Linked DNA regions of Mus musculus: region 2 is linked to region 1. The links are chromatin loops, found by intact Hi-C in ENCODE. Cell type or tissue: heart. All regions are shown on one strand. Each heading gives the region's core, and the rest is flanking DNA. Links, peaks and the distances in the headings are about the cores only.

Evidence for each region. Peaks named below come from ENCODE experiments on the same cell type or tissue, not always from the same donor. Only the 100,000 strongest peaks of a DNase experiment are listed, where the experiment ranks them.
Region 2: it touches region 1 in a loop (11-fold over the local background); 6 of 42 quality-filtered maps call a loop at or near these places.

What each region holds. Positions count from the first base shown.
Region 1 is chr2:164,794,499-164,802,829 of GRCm38, reverse strand. Acot8 (acyl-CoA thioesterase 8) reads left to right here. Exons shown (of 6, transcript NM_133240.2): 3 at 2,885-3,110; 4 at 7,021-7,178; 5 at 7,651-7,845. Among named protein-coding and RNA genes, the nearest start is that of Acot8, 6.2 kb to the left of the region's middle. In heart, for the core only: a CTCF peak has its summit at 4,071 (motif pointing right); a DNase peak (open chromatin) is centred at 7,729.
Region 2 is chr2:164,588,295-164,596,625 of GRCm38, reverse strand. Eppin (epididymal peptidase inhibitor) reads left to right here and starts at 3,055. Exons shown (of 4, transcript NM_029325.2): 1 at 3,055-3,200; 2 at 4,831-4,962; 3 at 7,145-7,312; 4 at 7,975-8,283. The coding sequence starts at 3,110. The coding sequence ends at 7,988. Wfdc8 (WAP four-disulfide core domain 8) reads left to right here. Exons shown (of 8, transcript NM_001080550.2): 8 at 1-168. In heart, for the core only: a CTCF peak has its summit at 4,395 (motif pointing left); no DNase peak of the experiment used is centred there; H3K27me3 peaks cover 1,156 bases.

The DNA.
Region 1 (8,331 bases), core at 177-8,176:
ATGCAGCTTAGTACTAGCACACTTGGCTAGCACCAGGAGGGGTCTGTGTTCTATCTCAGGGACCAGAACAAGCAGGGAGGGAGCCCATCACTTGGCTTAGGTCTGCAACCTCAACAGTTTGGGAGGCTGAGACAGGCTCTGGAAACAACCTGCATCCATATCACACTCACTGAGACTCATTAAGTGCATATTCTGTTTCTTTTTAAAACTCTTTTAAAAAATTATTTATTTTATATTATGTGAATACACTGTAGCTGTCTTCAGACACTCCAGAAGAGGGCGTCAGATCCCATTACAGATGGTTGTGAGCCACCACGTGGTTGCCGAGATTTGAACTCAGGACCTCTGGAGTAGCAGTCTGTGCTCTTACCCACTGAGCCATCTTTCCAGCTCCATATTCTGTTGAATGACGTGGACCAATGCTTCTCTGCTCTCAGTGGGTCTTCCCTGGAGCTTTCTTGGTTGATTTGATTTTGAGATAGGGTCTCATTGTGTAGGCCTGGCTGGCCTCAGCCTTTATGACCTCAGGCCGGGCTCTGTTCTTTCTTCATTCTTTCTGCCTGCCTCTGCCTCCCAAGAGCTGGGATTAAGGGCTTTTGCCACCATACCCAACCTTCCTTCGTTTATAAAAAATATGTATATGTATGTATGTATTTGCTTATTTTTGAGAGATAGATGTGTATATGTCTATGCCTAAATGAGTTCCACGCTGCTCTCCTGCTGTCTGAAGAGGCAGTGGGTACGCAGGAGTTTGGAGTTACTAGGCCTTGTGAGCCACCCTGTAGGCAGTAGGAACCAAACAGGTCCTCTGCAAGAGCAGACAGTGCTCTGAGCTCACGAGCGCCTCACTGTCCTTGCTTATGTTGTTTTGAGACAGGGTCTCACTATTTAGCCTGGCTGGCCTGAAACTCACCATTCAAACCAGGGTGGCCTCGAATTCACAGCGCTCTGCCTGCCTCTGGCTCCTGAGTGTTTTGGAGTAAGGGCCTGCACCTCCATACCTGGCTCTCTTCATTCTTTATTCTCTTCTAGTGTCAAGACTGCTAAGTCTTCATAGGGCTGTAAACTGCTATTGGGATAGAAGGTGGGAGGTTTGGAAATTCAGTTTCAGCTTTATAGTAATTAGCACAGTAATCTTGAATGAGGTTACCTTCTTTGGCTAAGATTGAGCTCATCTGTGAAACAGAGGGGAGGTGGGACCAGAGATGTTTCAATAGGATCTCTTAGACTCTTTAAGCTCTGTGCTCAGATACGGGGGACTTCTCATTGAAAACCCTTGGTCTGGGCTGGCGATGTAGTTCAGCACTTGCATGCTGCTTGCAGAGTGGTGGCCTCATGTGTCCCTTGCTGGCCTCAGGCTTGCTGTGTAGCCATGGATGTCTCTAACTAATGTTCTGATCTTCTTGCCTGCAGCTCCTTGGTGCTGGGATTATAGGTACCACCAAACCTTTGCTGCTCTGTAGAACCCAGGATTTCCTTCATGTTAGGCAAGTCCTGTACCAACAGAACCTCGTCCCAGCCCAACCCTGGCCTTCTTATCCTGTGATTCTTTTAGCTAAAGAGATGCCCTACTGGGTTTTGTTTGTTTTTAAGCTAAATTACCAAGTCTGGCTTGGGATTTAATCCTCCTGCCTCAACCTCCTGCATGTTAGCATTACGGACTGGTGCCTAAATACATTAATTGGCTTTAGTTTTGATTCTAAAATCAGGGACCACTTCATTTCAAAAGTAGAATAAGTTGCCAGTGCTTGGGAGGCAGAGGCAGGCAGATCTCTGGGAATTGGATGTTATCCTCTACGAAGTTGCGGGGCTACAGTGAGATCCTGACTCAAATAAATTAATTCATTATTTAATTAAAAAAGAAAAAGCAGGAAGGAGAAGAAACAGTGTTCCAATCAGGCAGGCAGAAGGGGTTGGCGTTTATTTATACACAGAGAAAGGCTAAAGCCCTGGAGACAGGAAGTATACTGGTCATTTCAGTGACTCTTCGTGGGGCTGGAGGTGTATCCAGAGCAGGCATGAGGGTGACCCTCTCACCTTCTTCAGCCCCACACAGCCAGTTGGTTAATAACTGACAGCTTAACCGACAGCTCTCTCTTTTTTTCTTCCTTTTCCATTTTTATTAGGTATTTAGCTCATTTACATTTCCAATGCTTTACCAAAAGTCCCCCATAGCCACCCACCCCCGACAGCTCTCTTAATTTTACCAGTTTCTGATTGTACCAAGGGGAGAAGGTCAAATGTGTGTCCCTAACCGATCACATAAGTGTCCCCTTCTCCACGGTTCACCTGCAGCTTCTGAAGACCCACATCCTCTAGTCCGGGTGCACCCAGCACATTCCCTGATCCTCTGCTATAGGCACGGCCCACTCCCATGCCTGTCTGGGTCTCTGCCAAAAGCACGTGACAGCAACATGTTGAGAAGTCTGTCGTTAAGAATGAAAAGACGATGGTATGGTAGTTCACACCTGTAATTCTAGCATCTGCGAGGCAGCGGCAAGAGGATTTGGGTTCCAGGCTAGCCTAGGCTATAGAGTTAAACCCTGTCTCAAAACAACAAGAGCCAGGTGTGGTGGCCCACGCCTTTAATCCCAGCATTTGGGAGGCAGAGGCAGGTGGATTTCTGAGTTCGAAGTCAGCCTGGCCTACAGAGTGAGTTCCAGGACAACCAGGGCTATACAGAGAAACCCTGTCTCAAAAACAAAACAAAACAAAAAACAACAAAAAAAACCCCCAACCAAAACAACAACAACAGCAAAGACCCCAGCCAACCAACCAAGACATCAGGATGAGTAGAGCAAGGGTGGCTGTTTGACTAACTGATGACGACGATGATGGCCCGTGGATTTACTTAGGGTCACTGTACCCCTTATGTCCACTGCAGGGGACCCGAAAGTGCCAGTGCTGTACCACGTAGAGAGGATACGGACAGGAGCCAGCTTCTCAGTGCGCGCCGTGAAGGCTGTGCAGCATGGCAAGGCCATCTTCATCTGCCAGGCCTCCTTCCAGCAGATGCAGCCCAGCCCGCTGCAGCACCAGTTCTCCATGCCCTCCGTGCCCCCGCCAGAAGACCTGCTGGATCACGAGGCCCTCATTGACCAGTACTTAAGGTGAGGCCTGCGGATTCCAGAGAAGTGGGTTTTGTTTTTCTTCTTCAGTTTTTATGGTTTTATGGATGGGACCCCAGGATCCTAGTGTGCACTAGGTGTGCTCTACCACCGAGCCACACTCCAGACCTAAGACATGCACTACTTTGACCTATAGTAAAAACCACACTTAGGCCGGGCAGTGGTGGCGCACACACCTTTAATCCCAGCACTTGGGAGGCAGAGGCAGGTGGATTTCTGAGTTCGAGGCCAGACTGGTCTACAAAGTGAGTGCCAGGACAGCCAGGGCTACACAGAGAAACCTTGTCTCGAAAAAAACCACAAAAACCCAAAAAACAACAACAACAAAAAATCCACAGTTAGGCCCCTGGCATAATCTGCATGCCTTTAGAGACAGGCAAAGTCTGTGAGAGTTCCAAGCTAGCCTGGTCTACATGGGGGGGTCCCAGCCATCCAGCTCTATGTAGAGAGATCGTGCCTTTAAATAAAAAAGAAGACAGTACTAAGATGACTCAGTTTAGATACATTCTGATTATTTCTATACTATTCTCCATTTCCTTTTAAAAAATTAGTATGCATGCCACAGCATATGGAGGATGGAGGATGGCTGTGTGGAGTCTGTTCTCTTTTCTACCTTTACCTGGGCTCGGAGGATGGAACCCAGGTCCTCAGGCCTCTATGCCATCTCGCCTGCCCGCTCTTTTTTTTTTTTTTTTTTTCTTTTCGGTTTTTCGAGACAGGGTTTCTCTGTGTAGCCCTGGCTGTCCTGGAACTCACTCTGTAGACCAGGCTGGCCTCGAACTCAGAAATTCACCTGCCTCTGCCTCCCAAGTGCTGGGATTAAAGGCGTGCACCACCACGCCCAGCCCGCTCTTTATTTTTAAATGTATTTATGTATGTATTTATTTAAATATAGGAGAGCTCTGTCTGCATATACACCTACATGCCAGAAGAGGGCATCAGATCCCTTTATAGGTGGTTGTGAGCCACCATGTGGTTCCTGAGACTTGAACTCTTGACCTCTGGAAGAGCAACCAGTGCTCTTAACCGCTGAGCCATCTCTCCAGCCCACGTTTGTTTTGTTTTTTTTAAGATTTACTTATTTATTATATGTAAGTACACTGTAGCTGTCTTCAGAAACTCCAGAAGAGGGCATCAGATTTCATTACGGATGGTTGTGAGCCACCATGTGGTTGCTGGGATTTGAACTCTGGACCTTCAGAAGAGCAGTCGACGCTCTTAACCACTGAGCCATCTCGCCAGCCCACGTTTTTATTTTAATCAGTGTGTGTTGTATGAAGTCATGGGTCTCATTCTGACAGCTTCATGCATGTGTCTACTGTATTTTTATTACATGTTCCCACATTACCTCCCTCGCCCCCTTCCTCATGCAGTCCCAGGGCAGTGTTTTTAAGCTCTGGCTCCTTCTCATGAGTGGGCCAGGGAGCCTCTAAGTAGGTCTTGAGTATGTAGTCAAAGTATAAACTAGATCCCATCACTTGGGAGGCAGAGACAGATGGATCTCTGAGAGTCCCAGTTTAGCTAGGGCTACATGAGACCCTATCTCAAAAACATGGGGGTGGTCTGAAGAAATGGCTCAGCCATTAAGAGCACTTGCTACTCTTGCAAAGTGTGGTGGTCTGGGAGGTATACTCTGATAGAGCGTGTGCTTAGCATGCCCAAGACTCTAGATTCATCATCCCCAGTACTGCATGCACATATATATCAATATATACAGATATGTCTATATATACAGATATACATATATGCATATATAGATATATATGTATACAGAAATGTATGTATTTTATATACAGTATATAGGAGCAAAAAAAAAAAAAAAAGAGAGATATTAGAGCCCAGTGCATCTAGGGCAAGAGGCCTCTGAGCCACTTCAGTTTCAGTGTTAGCACATGTGCATGTGGGATCATAATGCAAAGCTTTGGGCAGAGCTTTACACTCAGCCAGCACAGGCAAGGGGTAGCTTTATTGTTATTAAAATATTGGTTGGGGCCAGTGAGATGGCTCAGCGGGAAGAGATGCTTGCTATACAAGTCGAATGAGCTGGGTTCAATCCCTGGAGCCCATGTAAAGGTGGGAGGAGAGAACTGATTCCACAGGTTGTCTCTGACCTTCACATAAAAATTGACCCTAGGTTCAATTCTCAGTTCTTTTTTTTTTTTTTTAAAGATTTATTTATTTATTATATGTAAGTACACTGTAGCTGTCTTCAGACACATCAGAAGAGGGAGTCAGATCTTGCTACGGATGGTTTTGAGCCACCATGTGGTTGCTGGGATTTGAACTCGGGACCTTTGGAAGAGCAGTCGGGTGCTCTTACCCACTGAGCCATCTCACCAGCCCTCAATTCTCAGTTCTTGAATGCAACAGTAAATGATTGAATCCAACAGTAAACGGCTGTTACAACTACTTGGTAAATAACTGGCCACCTCCAGTCCTGGGCTGCTGCCCTCCCTGCTTCAGGCCTATGGTGCAGCAGCTTTGGAGTTAACGCATAGCAGAATGAGGCCCTCCTCTGGGACCTTGCTGCAGAACGTGGCCCGCTGCTCAGTATCTTCACTTTAGTGTCTTCTCGATATTTTGACTCTTCCTTGGTAACATATTTCTCACTGAGATCACAACGAATAAAGTTTGAATTAAGTTTCGGCTCTGGATCTAGACACAGACACACATGGAGTCTGGCCAGAGTCTGTGCCTCTGTTAGTACCTACCTGCTATGGGACCTTCCATCCCCCAACCTCGCATGGTCCTAGATTCTTCATACGGGAGCAGTCATTTCTCCAGCTATGTTGCTTGTGTTGGATACTGGGGTGGTAGCAGCAGGGCATGAGGGATGGGTGTGGGTTCAGGAGACTGAATGGCCAGGATTCAAGTCTAGACTCTGTCCCTGATAGCTGTGTGAGTTTGGGCCAATGCTCACCCACTTAAATCCATACATTTGGTTATGACTTGAGCTAATCATAACTCCCACCTCAAGGTTGCTTTGAGAATTCAGTAAGAGGTGTATGGCACTTAGCTATGTAGGGGTGTGTGAGGCTTCGTGTGTGCAGAAATAAAAATAATGTATCATTGCTAAAGGAGCCTGACTTCAGGACTGTGCTCCTCAATAAGGTAGTAATGACCCTATAGGCTGCCTTAAGCTTATGAAATAGAACGAACAGTTCTTTTGTGTGTGTGGTGCTAGGGATCAAATTCCCCAGGGCTTGGTGCATGCTAGGCCGGCTCCTCATCCCACACTCTTCATTGATCTTGTTCTCTGGGTACAGCAGCCACATTGCAGGTTCTTAGTCTCATGTGGCTTAGTGGCTGCCACTGTGGACAGTACAGATGAACAGTCCACCAGACTGGTGGGTGGGAGCGGCAGAGCCTACTAAGTACTGAGGGTTCCATGGAAGTGGTGTCACCCGGCACAGTGCTTCCGACTGCTTAGATAGAGAATGCAGACACATCAGGAGGTCTCTGGAATGTCCAGTGATGAAGTGGTTAGATACATGAACTGCCTGATACCAGATCTCCCTCCATGCTCTGAGCAAGCCACCTGGGTTCCTGTGCTCACCTCTTACCAGCTGACCACACTTGCCAAATGACGTTGTGTCAGGGCTTGAGTTGTGGTTGTGTGCAGTGCTTGGATCAGTGCCTAGGCCTTAGCTGTGTCTGTTTGCTATGAGACAGGTCACATTATTACTGTCATGTTACAGGAGGGAAAAATCGGCTCAGAGAGATGACTAACTTCCCAAGGCTGAAGGGACGGGGAAGGGATTCATAGACTATATTGTTTGTCAGCACCATGAGGAGGCTTTGCAGAGCCCCCGTGGCAAATGGTGTGGATCAGAGGGGCAGCAGAGAGACGCCCCACCTCCCTGGATATCCTTGTTCCTGTGTTTACTTCCAGGGACCCTAACCTTCACAAGAAGTATCGAGTGGGGCTGAACCGAGTTGCTGCCCAGGAGGTACCTATTGAGATCAAGGTGGTGAACCCACCCACCCTGACCCAGCTGCAGGCACTGGAGCCCAAACAGATGTTCTGGGTGCGTGCCCGGGGCTACATTGGTAAGATGACCCACAATTCGGAGGAATGCACTTCAGGAGTCTAGGCCTTGCCACACTCATTGCCCTCTGTGGCTTGGCTATACCACTCTCTGGCCTGTTTCCTAATCTCTTACCAGAGTCCTTACCCTTTAACATGAGAACCATTGTTGGACCTTTCTGGGGAGAAGCAAGCTACCATGCTGAAATTCTTACCTAGGTCAGCAGCTAACAATGGATGTCTTTGTGCAAATTGGTTCTAGGACCAGAGAGAGTGGCTGGGGCGAGAGACTTGGGAAGAGCGGGTTTACATTTAACTTACCTCTGTCCTCTCTTAGTCCTTCCTTATCCTTACACACAAAGCCCCTACTTGGGTCAGGTGCCCTTGCACAATGACTCATTTGTGTATGGCAGCCCCTTTCTCCCCCACCTCCCTGCAGGTCCTGAGCTGGAAAAGCCAGGAGCCCAGGGCTGATGGGATTGGGACCTGTTGCAGGGGAAGGTGACATCAAGATGCATTGCTGTGTGGCTGCTTATATCTCTGACTACGCCTTCCTGGGTACAGCACTGCTGCCCCACCAGTCCAAGTATAAGGTGAACTTCATGGCGTCACTGGATCACTCCATGTGGTTTCATGCCCCATTCCGAGCCGACCACTGGATGCTGTACGAGTGTGAGAGCCCCTGGGCTGGTGAGTGTGGGCCCAGGGTCCGTGTCTGTAGGATGAGAGGGAACCTGCTTGGTTTTTAGATGATGCTGCCTCTCTGCCTCTCGCCACTTCCTGGGGCTGCTGCACAGGCTTCTTGCACTGTGGCCCCTCTTAGTATTTGTGCTGTCCTCAAAAATTTAGGAACATCCAGGAACGACTGACTTTATCTGAGACCATTACAGGTGGCCAGGCAACTTTAGATCCCCTGTGTGAACTTGGGCAAATCCGTTTTGAAGCTTCTTTTGGTTTTGATTTTTGAAACCAACCAGAGTCTCATGTACCCTTGCTGGTCCTGAGCTCTATATGGAGTAGAGCCCAGCCTTGAATTCATGCTCCTCCTGGCTCCACGTCCCAAGTGCTGGGAGCCACTGTATCCTGCTTCTCGGTTTTTTCATCTGGATAAATAGGCTTATGTTAGACTGCACCATCTAAACCCCAGAAGCCACCAGACTGCCACTAGAGGGAGCT
Region 2 (8,331 bases), core at 233-8,232, 210 kb after region 1:
TGTAAGTTTAAAGCAATAGTTTTTATGTCACAAGTTAGCACAGTTTCATCAAGAGACAAATCGTCTGCTTTGTGCCATATTATTTTGAAGTCTTGTATAGATAAACTAGTCAATCTCTTATTTTTTTTTTGTCCTTGCATTTAAAATAAATTGTCCATTCCCAGTTTATGACCTTTAGTTACCAAATAGTGGCCTCACTCCTAACCTAGGAGGGATGTTCTCCTGGGCTGTAAATTTGTTTTGGTTTTTGTTGTTGTTGTTGTTTTGTTTGTTTGTTTGTTTGTTTGTTTGTTTTTTCAAGACAGGGTTTCTCTGTGTAGCCCTGGCTGTCCTGGAACTCACTCTGTAGACCAGGCTGGCCTCGAACTCAGAAATCCGCCTGCCTCTGCCTCCCAGGTGCTGGGATTAAAGGCGTGCGCCACCACGCCCGGCTTTGACTGTAAATTTGTTCTAAGCTTCCTTTCTTTTCCTAGTGCAATTAGTCTGTGACATATGAAAGTTTACAGAGCTCTATTTGCAGCTTTTATTCTACGGGAGGGGGTGAAATTACCTGTTTCAATTTAAGAGGTCTATGAAATCATTATCAGGGATTATGAAATCATCAATTTGAAGTATACAGCATTACCACATAAGAATACATCTTCATGTTGACCTGCAGGAAATTTGACCAATAGGGTGGTGGGCTGGTGCCCAGGAATCGCTAGGCTATGTAACAGTGGCAGGAAAGGTATATCAGCATCGAGAAGCAATCCTGAGATGAAGTCTCTGGGGACTTTGCCTCCAGAGCACACCCATCGAACCCATGCCAAATGGCGGGGCATCTCCAGAAAATTCACTTGTTTGCCGTAGCCTTTCCTTGTCCTATTAACTTTGTGTAATATTAATTACAATATATAATTTCACATCTTCCAAATACCCCCATGCTCCTCTGCTCTTTTGACCCACCCAGTATCTTCCCAACCATCACTCGACTAGCCACACCCCTGTGTGTCTACTTTTATACCTCCCAGTCATCCTACCTGCCTTGCTCAAACAGAGAGATAGACTGAGAGTTTATCTTAACCCTGTCCTGCTTTAAGGACCAGTTGCTAGACAGTGACCTGCTGGATGGCTCTCAGAGCCTGTCTGGGAGAGCAGATGTCCAAGTTAGCAATGCAGTCAGATGCACTAGGAGCAATGCTGGGAGCCATCCACACAACAGGGCCTGGTCTGATGGAGAAGCATGAGTTGCCACCTACAGGTCAGTGTGTTCTGGTTCTTCCTAAGTCACTCATTCTGAGCAGATTTCTCCTAGAACGAAGGTATACGAAGGCTACGACCTTCTGTAAAAGAAAGAAGAAAAGGAAGGCAAGGACCGGCTGAGTGTGTCCTAACCAGTTTGTTCCATGAATTAAGTGTTAGAAGGAGTCCAAACCCAAGATACATCCTAGGCCCCAAAGACATGCATTTCATGTCAGCTGCTTGGAAAATGACATGCACGTGTACTGACATGCAACTCAGACAGGTCAAATAGAATGTGGTAAAATAACCTGGACATGTTAGCATCTTTTTTATCCCCTGAGAGAGTTTAAGGAAGAAGGCAGATTTAGCCTTCAGGGGTCATCAGGAAGTGTTTTAACCGTAGTCCTTCAGCCTGTCTCTACTGACATGGGCTACTTTTGTTTCCCTTCGGACTAGGGTTACAATTCTTTCCTTCAAGTCTACAATAAATTAGATCCTCATCACCAGCCAGTGGCCTGAGGTGGAGACTCACAGACTCGGTGCCCTGGAATCCTGTCTCGCACATTCACTGGCTGGGTGATACTTGTTAGAATCCTTTCTGCTCTGGGTCACATAATCCTGCTGCAAGATAAAATACCCCAGGGTCTTTCAGATTAGAAACACCAAGTTTTCGCCTGCTGGCTGTCTTTGAGAGAATACAGAAGTCCAAGAAGATCAGGTTGTCTAGTAGAAATTCTATTTCTAAGACCTGAGCTGTAGGTCCATGGGAGAGTGTCTCCCAGCCTATGCAGATCTGGGCTTAATCCCCAGCAAAATCATTTTAGCATTTTTGAGAAATAATCCTTAAGTGACATTGCAAATCTGCTGATATGGGATTTCCATGGGGGTTCTGCCTCTGATCCCGATGATGAGGCTGTGTGCTTAGCTATCACATAAAACAAGTTGAGAACAATGACCTGCACAATATGTTACCAGCACAGGGAAAGAAAGTAGAATCTGGCTGTTAATATTTTCCCTTTCGCAGAGAGCTTCTCTGCCTTCTAGCCCAGTGTTCAGCAGCTGGTACTGGAGATGCACAACTAGGAGGGGGCTGCTCACGTGTGCACCCTTCTTCTGACAGCACACTTAGTATCCAGCAGCTCTACAGTGTTGTCCTTGATTCAGCTGTAGTCTCTCAGACCCGTGTCTTTATTTCAGTGTCTTCTCAGGCAACACTCTGTCATGTGGTGGAGGCTCCCTGCGCTCTGCAACATTCAACAACACTGTGACAAATGCTATCTAAAGACTCTGTTATCCACCTGGTTTCTCCCCAGTCCTGTGCTCTCTTTGGCAACTCTTTACTCTTTGGCCTTCATTTAAAAAAAAAAGTGTCCCTGAGAGATGATAAATGGGAAAACGGTGGGAAGAAACTGTGGGAGAGGGAGAAGGGAACACAGAGACCTTGGACCTACCATGGGAATAAACATGAAGAGATATTAAGACAATAGAGAGTGTGCTTAACGGAGTGAGTGTTTTAAAAGTGGTAAATTAATGGTAAAGAGGGCATGCCACATTAACTTTGAGTTATCAAGATGAAGGCCCAAGAGGACAGCATTGACCCTCAGTGCAGCATGGATGGTGTAGAGTACACTTTGGGCACTACCCTGGTTGACCAGAATGCTAGCCCTATGCAGTCCAAGCAGAAAGGCTTTCTCCATAGATGTGGGCTGTGAATGTCATTAGCTCCACTTATGATCTCGAGAACTTGGTGTTCCCAGCAAGATAGTAGGTGACTGGCTTTTCTCCAGCTCTTACAGCCAAGGTACAGCCTACTGAGAGAATCGGATGGGCGAAGGCAGCAGACATTTCCATGTTCTAGAACTACCAGCCAGGCCAGCCCCTCGCCAGAATGAAGCTTTCTGGATTTGTGAGCATTCTTGTGCTATTTGGCCTGCTTGCAAGAGTCCAGGGACCTAGTCTAGCTGACTTGCTGTTTCCCAGTAAGTACTGTTTTTTTCTAGTGTTGTCTGGGAGAAAGGGAAGTTTACTGGAAGGAAGAGACAAAGAACAATTCCTCAGGTGTGGGTCACCTTTCTACAGCTCCTTCCTGGGTGTGGCTCAGGAGAGGAGAGAGATACTTATAAGGTCTCTTAGTGTTACAACGACCTCTGTGTTGATACAGGGACAGGGGTCTGGGGAAACACCTTCAAAGTCCCTTTAAAAAGGGGAGGTGAGGAAGGGTTATGGTTCCAACATTAATGGGAAGACCTTTCACCTCTTAAAGAAGTAGACAGACATATTTGTCTGGGGGCTCTGGGGTCAGAGTTGGTGGGTTGTACAGAGTTGGTAGCCTGGTGATCTTGAGCAAAATATTTAATTTCCACGTGTCCTCTCTGGAACTTGATTTCTTCATTTTAAACGAATTTTGGCCCTACAGCTTTGTGGTGAAGAAACAGGACAGAGTAAAGCTTCCCCCCACGGTGACCGCTCTGCAGGTATTAGCTAACATTTGCTTGTGTTCACTATCTCATTTAATCCTCACAAGAACTCTACGAGAGGAAGTCCTATCAACACTCCTGTTTTATTCTTTTAATTTAAAATTTTGGAATTTTAAACATTAAAATATAATTTTCCCCTTCCTTTTCTTCCTTCCAATTCCTTTTACATACCTGCTCCCACTCCGTCTGAAACTACGGCCTCTTTTTCTTTAATTGTTGCTGTTATCTGTGTGTGTGTGTGTGTGTGTGTGTGTGTGTGTGAGAGAGAGAGAGAGAGAGAGAGAGAGAGAGCCTAAATAAATACAGCCTGCTGTGTCTGTTTATTATTTTCTGTATGTATATGATTTCAGGGCTGACCATTTGGTATTGGATAAGCAATTAAATTAGGGGGGTCTTCCCTGGGAAAGACTATTTCTCCTGAACTTAGCACCCCTTAGTTGTATATAGCTCTTTGTCCGTAAACTTCCCTCTTTGAAACTAGAAGACACAGAATTTAAAGAATGTGCCCACCATCACAAGGCTACCAGCATTCAACCAACTAAAGATTTTTCTACGATAACACCTGTATTAACCCGTTGAAAATTGTATACAATGTATTTAGGATCCTGTTTCTCCTCCACAACACACACACTCCCGGCAGAGTTAGGATTCCAAAACCCAGCTGCAGGTGGGGGAGGAATCACTGTGCAATGTTGCCCTCTAGAGGAAAACAGCAACACGACATAACTGAATAGCTAGAACAAAGGAAACAGAGGCTGTAGTGGAAAGGGTCTACTCCCAAGGAGGCATTCCCAGGGTCTGGAGAGTGTCTGGATTGTTAGGAGATGGATGGAGTGCCCAGGATGTCTAGTACATGAGGCCAAGGTGGCTGTTAAAGGTTCCACAAAGCACAGGGCAGCTCCCATGGCCAACAGGTGATTGTCACCAGTGTTGAAAAGTTCTGCCCCAGCAGCTGGGGGGTAGCAGGGATGGAGGGAAGAAGGTATGGAGGAGTGTTGAAGAGGTTAGAGTGGGTAGTGATGGAAACGGGAGCAAAGAAAAGGCTTCCTTCACCGTGAGCAAATTTGAACATGAGCTTCCCTGCACTCTCAAATCCGAAGGCCCAGAGGCTGAAGGACTGTTTCTTTCCTAGGGAGATGCCCCAGATTCAGAGAGGAGTGTGAACACCAAGAGAGGGACCTTTGTACCAGGGACAGGGACTGCCCGAAGAAAGAGAAGTGCTGTGTCTTCAACTGTGGAAAGAAATGCTTAAACCCCCAACAAGGTAATAATACCAAGGGCTTTGGAATACCACAAGCCTTTTACCATGCCTCCTCTTCTGCCCACCTGGGCTGCCAGTGCCCCATGGGTCACTGGGGGTGGGGGTGGGTGCTGGGTAAGATTGCTGCCTTCGGGGTCCTGTGGGATAGATCCATTACAGATTCTGGTGAGGTTGTGGCAGTGATGTTCTTATCCCAGCAGCTAATTATGAGCCTCAGTTTCCCCCAAATAAATGTTGGGTGCATGGGTAGGATTGAGTCAGACTGTTTCTTGACTTTTTCACTGCCACGATTTTCTGAGTCCCACAAGTGGCCATTGTTGTGCTAACAAATGCTCCCATTATCGGTGACAAGCGAGGTGATTTATCCTCCCAGGCTTCTGGTGGCTCAGCAATTGCCTCTCTGCCCATATGAACTCGACTCTGTACTAGGAAACCTGCCCTAACATTCCAAACCAGAGCTGCAACCTCAACCCTATTCCTGCCCCCTCTGGATTCCCAAAAGGCCAAAAGACATTCTCCATTCGTTTAGAAAGATTTGCTGAGCGTTTCTGATACCCACTTCTTTTCTTAGTTCACTTTGCTCTAGCAAAATATATTAGACAGGTTAATTATAAAGAAAAAGGTTTATATAGACGAGGTTTTGAGTCTGGGACTAAATATGATGAGTAGACACCGGCATGGACCCCAGAGGATGATGATAGGTAGGTGGGAGGAAGAGGTCACATGATCAACAGAAGCCAAGAGGAGCTGGGGTCCTACAGTCCCTTTGGAGGACATGTTCCAGGTGATCTAGGAGTCTCCCAACAGAGCTCACCTCTTGAAGGTACTACAACCTTGTGGACCAGGACTCCAAATCATGAGCCTTGAGTGGGACACACTTTAACCATATCCAAACCAAAGTCCCTGTAATAGCACCTGACTTGTTCTCTGAGGTCAGAGCCAATGAGAAAGGTCTCTAGGCAACTAAACTTAAGAGTTGAGTTCACAGTCAAAGGTAAAAGTGAGGATGAAAAGGCTCACCCAGCAAGAAAATGACTCAAAGAGACCTCAGGGGGGAGTCCAGGGAGACAGAGAGAGAGCATGATGCTTGTCATTATTGGAAGAGGCCCTTGGCAGCTTAGGACCACACAGTCCCAGATTGATGGGCTAGAAGAAGGACTCTTGTCTTAATCCTAAGGACCACGGGCTCAAAGGCAAAGAGAGAGCATGGTCTTTGCTATTTAGTGAGGCCGTGACATGACCAACGGAGTGTGAGGGTGATGGAGGGGGAGGGGACTGGACTTATTGTTGGAGGACTTCCAGGAGAAGGCAGGTGATGGTGATAGCTTCAGCTGGAGACATGGCTCAGAGCAGGGAAGAGTGGGTGGCAGTTGAAAACTATTGGGGAGCACAGAGTGTGACAGTGGAGCAAGAGTGACAGCCAGGTGACGTGCTAGAGGTCTGACACCAGACTTCTGAAATCTGAGTCTCTGGTCCAGTTTTTAACATCTTTTAAAAATCTTAACCAAATTAATATTTTTTCTATGTGCTTCCACTTCATGTGATGCTAAAGGCCCTTGGAGCACATCTTACTTCACTTTTACCGTCCCATAAAACTCAGTCCTATGCTAGGCATCAGAACCCCAAAATGAATCCAGACACAATCCCTGCCCGCTGGAGGTTCACAATCCCAGGGACAAGACTGGAGGCATTTTTTAAACAAACAAACAAACACATAAGCGTCAGAAACAAGATGGGAAAATGCAGGCTCGATTCAGGCCACTGGCATGATGTGAGATACGGAGCGGAGTTAAGATAGACTTCCCAGAGGCACTAACTGATTTTTAAGAAAGGTTTTGAAGGAAGAATAAACATTCTGCTCGCACGCAGTGGTGCGTGTGGGTGTGCAAAGGTGTAGAGGTGCAATGGAGCGTGCTGTGCTAAACTGGAAATCGCCACAGTGTGGGGCTTAAAGAGATTCCATTCCATAACCACCCTGTGGACCCTACCTCCAGGGATGCAGATAGCCACCGTAACATCCTCCAGCAAGTGCACGCGCGCCGTGTTTGGGGTGTTGAACCGCTGGAGCGCGAGGGGAAAAAACGAATTCCAACTTCACTTATGGTGGCTCTCAGAGGAAGGAAAGGCATTGTTTTGTTTCGGGCTGCGCATTCTTGAGTTCTCAACTCTGGGGGTCCCTCTGCAGATATCTGCAGCCTGCCGAAAGACTCCGGCTACTGTATGGCTTACTTTCGTCGTTGGTGGTTTAATAAAGAAAATAGCACGTGCCAAGTCTTCATCTATGGTGGCTGCCAAGGAAACAATAACAACTTCCAATCCCAAAGTATATGCCAGAACGCCTGCGAAAAAAAAAGTGAGTCTTGGATCCAAGCCCTCCCAACCCCCACACCACGCACGTCCTGCGCATGCCCCGCGACCTCCCACCCCATCCCTCCCCCCCAAACCGCACCTAACATCCTCACGAAGGCTGTCCCCGGAAATGTGGGTGTGGGTTGACCTGTCCCAAGGCAGCTGTGTCTTTCTCTGACCTGACAGAGCTACATCTGATCAGGGAGAGAGACGGGACCTCCTGGAAACTGAAGCTGGGAAGATATGGGGGAGTTAGCAAACAAGAACGGATTTAGGAGGGGTGAAGGGGGATGTAGAAGGGTCCCCAAGACAGACTGCAAAATGATCAAAGAGCGTCCAGCCCCACCCAGGCACTCTTTCCAACGAACCATCCCAAGACTCAACTTCTTCACTTCCTTTTGCCACCAAGCCAGTTCTATCCATTTCTCTTCAGAAGGACAGACTGACTTTTGTCTTCGTGTTCTTTGAGTGAGCATAGACAATAACAAACTTCACTATATTTTCACGCCTAGATGGTTGCACTTTTCTCATATTTAACTCAACTCCCGTTGACCAACCCCACTTTGAGTCTCCTCCTAGGATAAAAAGTAGAAACATAACTCCAGGCTCCAGAAACAAACCCAGCCCGAGATGCTCAGCTCTGTCTTATCTCTGTGTTCTCAACAGGCAGTCTCACCTGAACAGAGGATACGCTGGGAAAATCATCAGAATTTGGCTTCTGCTCCAAGCTCTGTGTGCCTGCTGTGTGCTCCAGACTGGCTTCTGGAGAGCACTTTGAGCACTGCAAGACCTTGAGTCTTCCCAGTTGTGGGGTCCTAGGATACCTCCCCTCCCACCATGCCAGTTGCTATCCATAACACCTCCTCTTGGGGTCCCCATCACTAGCCTCAGCTGCTCAGCACCACCGTCAAAAGCTCCCAGTTTACTTCCATGTAGCTCTCAACTTCGTTCAGTAAAGTCTTTGGCTTCACCCTGTGTCTGTGAGACTGAGTGGTCCACACATCTTCAGTACAGGGAGAGTGA